Regions from separate parts of the Homo sapiens genome. Here region 1 is linked to region 2. A link is a loop called in an ENCODE intact Hi-C map of the cell type or tissue named here. Cell type or tissue: sigmoid colon. All regions are shown on one strand.

What was found. Peaks named below come from ENCODE experiments on the same cell type or tissue, not always from the same donor. Only the 100,000 strongest peaks of a DNase experiment are listed, where the experiment ranks them.
Region 1: it touches region 2 in a loop (5-fold over the local background); 84 of 110 quality-filtered maps call a loop at or near these places.

Annotation. Positions count from the first base shown.
Region 1 is chr6:35,237,787-35,240,286 of GRCh38, forward strand. It overlaps SCUBE3 (signal peptide, CUB domain and EGF like domain containing 3), which reads left to right. Exons shown (of 22, transcript NM_152753.4): 7 at 116-232; 8 at 1,966-2,088. The region is part of intron 3 of SCUBE3-AS1 (SCUBE3 antisense RNA 1); the gene reads right to left. Among named protein-coding and RNA genes, the nearest start is that of SCUBE3-AS1, 20 kb to the right of the region's middle. RefSeq lists a silencer at 1,026-1,320. In sigmoid colon, no CTCF peak of the experiment used is centred here; a DNase peak (open chromatin) is centred at 1,395.
Region 2 is chr6:35,138,627-35,141,126 of GRCh38, forward strand. It overlaps TCP11 (t-complex 11), which reads right to left. Exons shown (of 10, transcript NM_001370687.1): 2 at 2,121-2,258. The coding sequence starts at 2,244. Among named protein-coding and RNA genes, the nearest start is that of TCP11, 1.5 kb to the right of the region's middle. In sigmoid colon, a CTCF peak has its summit at 1,476 (motif pointing left); a DNase peak (open chromatin) is centred at 1,455; H3K4me3 peaks cover 248 bases; H3K27me3 peaks cover 566 bases.

The DNA of each region.
Region 1 (2,500 bases), 99 kb after region 2:
ACAGAGAGGCAGCTGAGGCCTTCCCTCGGGCCTCTGTGGTCTCCACTACCCTCAGAGTTTGGGACTCCTCCAGGCTTGTAACCTCATTACCATCCCCCACTTCCCTCCTAAACAGAGACCTGTGCTGTCAACAACGGGGGCTGTGACAGTAAGTGCCATGATGCAGCGACTGGTGTCCACTGCACCTGCCCTGTGGGCTTCATGCTGCAGCCAGACAGGAAGACGTGCAAAGGTAAGGACTTTGAGAGGACAGAAGCAGAGTGACCTTTGGTAAGGGGCTGAGGTTGGGACCAGAGATAGGGTGCCTATTAGGGGATGACACCTCCTCAACCTCCTTCTTATGAAGAACCCAGGACATAGCTAAGGGTTGTCTCCTATCTGCCTGTTTCATCTCAGTTCAAGGGACAGAGAAGTCCAGCCAGTTCCTTAGTGCCCCCTTCCCCTACCCCACCTTGTTTCCCTACTCTCATTCCTATCCCCCATGGGTCCCTAACCCTCTTAGTTAATGGACATGCGATTCACATTTGCTCCTGGGTCTGGAAGGATATTTGAGCCCTGACTGTGTGTGTGCATGAGGTCACAGGTGTGTTCCATAACCTTCTTACCCCACATTCCTCAGACCTTCCCAGTGGGCTCTGGGGAAATGATGTCTACCCCTCGAAAGGCTGTACTGGTCAAAGGGAGAGTAGGATACTAGTTAGGAGGACTGAAGCTGGGTTCAGATCCCAGCCCTGTCTCCTACTAGCTCTGTGATCCTGGACAAGTCACTTAATGTCTCTGTGCCTCAGTTTTCCATAGTGCTCGCCTCATACTGTGTTGTGATTAAAAGAGTGATTACATAAAAAGTACTTAGAACAGTGCTTGGCAAATGGAAACACTTTGTGTTAACTGTTATTACAGTATAGTTACCCACATTATGCATTCTGTTTCCCTTCCTTTTAATTAGCCAGGTCTGAGGGAGAATGGGGGGAAAGGGTGGAGGAAAAAGGCAGGGTAGCCATACTGAAAATGATGATTCATTAGGTCCATATCCCCTGGTCACAAGGAGTGGGGACGAGGAGGACTGGGCTCGTTCTTTGTGTCTTTTGGCCCAACAGCTGCGAGAGGAGGGGGGAGGCTAGGGCAGCAGGTCAGCCAGCCAGAGTTGAGAGGTTTCCTGCTGGGAAGAACTGTTGACAGGTATGCTAAGAGTGAAGTGAAAGGCTGCCCTCCCTGCCCCTTCCCCCAACCAGGGGTGAGTAGCCTGGGTCCTGTCTGCCACCAGCTTGGGGAACTTGACCTCAGGAAGGAAGCCATTCACCAGCCCCCCTTTCCCTTACTAGTGCTGAAAGCTGCCTCAGGCCTGAGTCTCTCCAGATCTCTCCCAGTCCAGCCCCTTGCCTGGCCCCCAGCCCTCCCCCATCAGCTACCCAGCCTCACTGGCTCTCCTGGAGGTCCTCCCTGCCTGGCCTCTTTCCCAGCTCCTCCTCCTCCCTAAAGGGCTGCCCGTTTTCAGTGAGTCCCTTTAGACCCTCCACCTCTCCTTGCCCCGCACCCCCCCAACCCCCCGTCCTGAGGGACAGGAAAGAGATAACCCTTACCCACCAACCTTTCAGGGAATGGCCATCAGCTGGAGACTAAGGGCTAGCCTGTTAGGTCAAATGCCCACCTGCCCCTCCTCTAGGTAATTCCCTGAGGGCCTGTTCCTAGTTTTGGTTCCAATTTGTCCCCTTATAAGAACACTCAATCCCAGAAGAGAGGGTGTTACTAATGGCCACAGATCCCCTGAACAGGGAAGAAACAGAGACAGGAAAGAGAGAGAGAGACAGGAAAGAGAAAGAGAAAGAGACAGAGAGAGATCAAGAAGAGGCAGGCCCAGGACTCCTTGATTTTTGCATGTCTCTGTCAGTGAGGGAGGGATCTTTCTCCTTGTTTGTTCTCAGCCTTTGATAGTATCTTTTATCCTGTTTTGTCCTCCTTCTTCAGATATAGATGAGTGCCGCTTAAACAACGGGGGCTGTGACCATATTTGCCGCAACACAGTGGGCAGCTTCGAATGCAGTTGCAAGAAAGGCTATAAGCTTCTCATCAATGAGAGGAACTGCCAGGGTGAGCAGACTCAGCCAAAGGTGAAAGCCTTAGGAGAGGTTCTTGTGGGAGAGCTTCAAGGAGGCCAGAGGGCTAAAGTCTTAGAAACTCAATAGATATCACACAGAGTCTCTAGAGGCAGTGTCATCCTGCAAATTAGCAAATGGTACTCTTTCCCCTCAGCGGACTAGCTCCATATCAAAGCATTCAGCCTGGCAAGGACTGAGGGATGGATTTCACCCCAATTCATATCCTTGGCAGAGTAGGACGTACCTAACCACACATGGTGGGCCCTGACCTAAAGGCACCAGATCTTGCAGTTCCTAATTCCAAGGACTTCAAATAGAGGGGGCAGAGAAGATGGAATGGCATTGTTAAATCACTGGTCCTAGAGCTAGGACATGAATAGGAACTCTTCAGTTCAAGGGGGAAA
Region 2 (2,500 bases):
ATGGTTAATGGGTACAAAAAATAGAATGAATAAGATCTAGTATTTGAGAGAACAGAATGACTGTAGTCAACAATAATTTAGTTGCACATTTTAAAATAACTAAAAGAGTATAATTGGATTGTTTGTAACACAAAGGATAAATCCTTGAGATGATGTGTACCGCATTTACCCTGATGTGATTATTACACATTGTATGCCTGTATCAAAATATCCCATATACCTGATAAATATACACACCTACTATGTACCCACAAAAATTTAAAAATTAAAAGAAGTCAAGGCCAGGTGCTGTGGCTCTTGCCTATAATCCCAGCACTTTGGGAGGCTAAGGCAGGCAGATCACCTGAGGTCAGGAGTTCGAGACCAGCCTGGCCGACATGGTGAAACCCCGTCTCTCCTAAAAATACAAAAATTAGCTGGGCATGGTGGCACATGCTTATAATCCCAGCTACTCAGGAGGCTAAGGCAGGAGAATCGCTTGAACCCAGGAGGTGGAGGTTGCAGTGAGCCGAGATCGCACCATTGCACTCTAGCCTGGGTGACAGAGACTCCGTCTCAAAAAACAGCTAGTTTATAAAAAAAAAAAAACCCATCAACAACAACAAAAATTAAAAGAAGTCAAGACGTTGCAATTTTAAAAGGCAGGAGGGGGAAATACAGGGAGAGAGAAAAAGCAATACGGCAGAATATTAACACTGTGGGCATTCACTGTATTATTTTTTACTTTCCAGCAGACTTACGATATTTAAAAATAAAAAGTTAAGGAGATTGTAGACCTTTACCAAAAATCCACTGAGTCTCTGCTTAGGTAAACATGAAGGTGAACTGGACCTTAAGTGGACGCTTGAGGTTCCCTTTATTTCTGCAGCCTCTCTGAAGTCTTTAGTTTCAGCCAAAATGGCAAAACACAATCAAATATGTAAACAGACTCACTGCTAATTCACTAATGCTAAATGAGAGCTAAGAGAAAATCTTCAGAAGGGGATTGAACTACAGCAGCTTATTGAGGGACGGAGGGAAATATACACAGAAACACTTTCCAACTACAACAAATCAAAGTTCATAGCCTGCCTTGATAAGACTTCTGTTGCTCAAAAGTTACACAGCACTAAGCAATTCCAAAACAGCTCTAAAATTCAGGAATGAGGAGAGCTCAAAGAGAAATTAGAGATAAAATTTAACCGAAATAGATTTTAAAAATCCAGATCCCAAGGACAAAGACATTTTCAAGTAATATAACAACCAAGTCAACCTAATACACAAAATTTCAAATTTTTTTAAAAAGGAATTTGATTATTCATTTTACTGAGAGTTGTTTTATATATGGACTCATTTAAATAGACACCTCAAAAACTTAAATTGTGTGTACAAAAAAACGGATTTTTCATCCTACCTCAGGTTCATAGCTGTTGGAAATGACCCCAATATGCCTTTTGGTGCCATTCAGTTAACCAGCAGCGACCTCATGTGGCCACAAGAAAAACCAATCTAATTCAGCCGCAAAGCCTCAATCTAATTTTTCGCATTTCAATAGTCAAGAATTTTATCTTGAGTTGTTGCACACGGACAGCTCCTCAGTTTGATGACTAGTTACGTTCTCTGGAGATTAAGAGAAATACAGCATGAGTCCCAGTGAGACTGGACCTACCACGAAGCGCGGAGAAGACCTTGTGCCCCAACAAGAACACAAAAGAACACCCACTACAGAACCGAGCTAGAGACTGGGCCCAGGACACTACTATTTCTTGAGTTAGCAAAGCGCTGAGAAAACCCAATTCCCGTCTGGGATCATTTGGGTTCTTTAAAATCAATCCCAGATCTATCTGCCAATCCCCCCTACATATTCAAAATACAATACAAAGGAGGGCTTTGAACCGACTCAGTCTCAAATCTTGTCAGATTCAAGTAATCACGCTTGGGTCACTTCTTTCTCTAGAACCAAAAACTCTTTGAAGACCTCTGCCCTCGGGCCTGTAAGTAAAGGCGGGTGGGGGAGAAACGGAGAAAGACAAACGAGAGAGGGATAGTGAAGAGAGAAAACTTGGGGGATGGGGGGGCCTGCGGACCCCCCACACTAAGCACCCCCTAGGGGGCCACAGGGACTGCCGAGCTGGACCTACAGGGAGGGGGGTCCTCGGAGCCGCTCTTGTCTTCCTGGGGGGGTCCTGAGGTTTCGGGCTTACAGGACCTGCCCTCTGAGTCGCCAGGATATTTCGGGGGCACACTCTCCTTGACGTCTGGCATTTTGCTGATGGTATCTGGGTGAGGGAGAAAGGCGTGTTGTTGGCGTCGGGGAAGGGGCCTCCCCAATTGCCAAGGGGGTCCCTGGGGGCGGCGGGAAGGGGGGTAGCGGCCTCAGGGTCTTGGGGGTGCTGAGGGGCAGAAAGGGGCAAAGGAGCGTGGAGGAGCGGAAGTCGAGAGTGGGACAGAAGTGGAGCGCTGGGCGGCAACGAGGAAACTAAAGCCACAGAAGCCCGGCGCAGGGCGGGAAGCGTGGGAA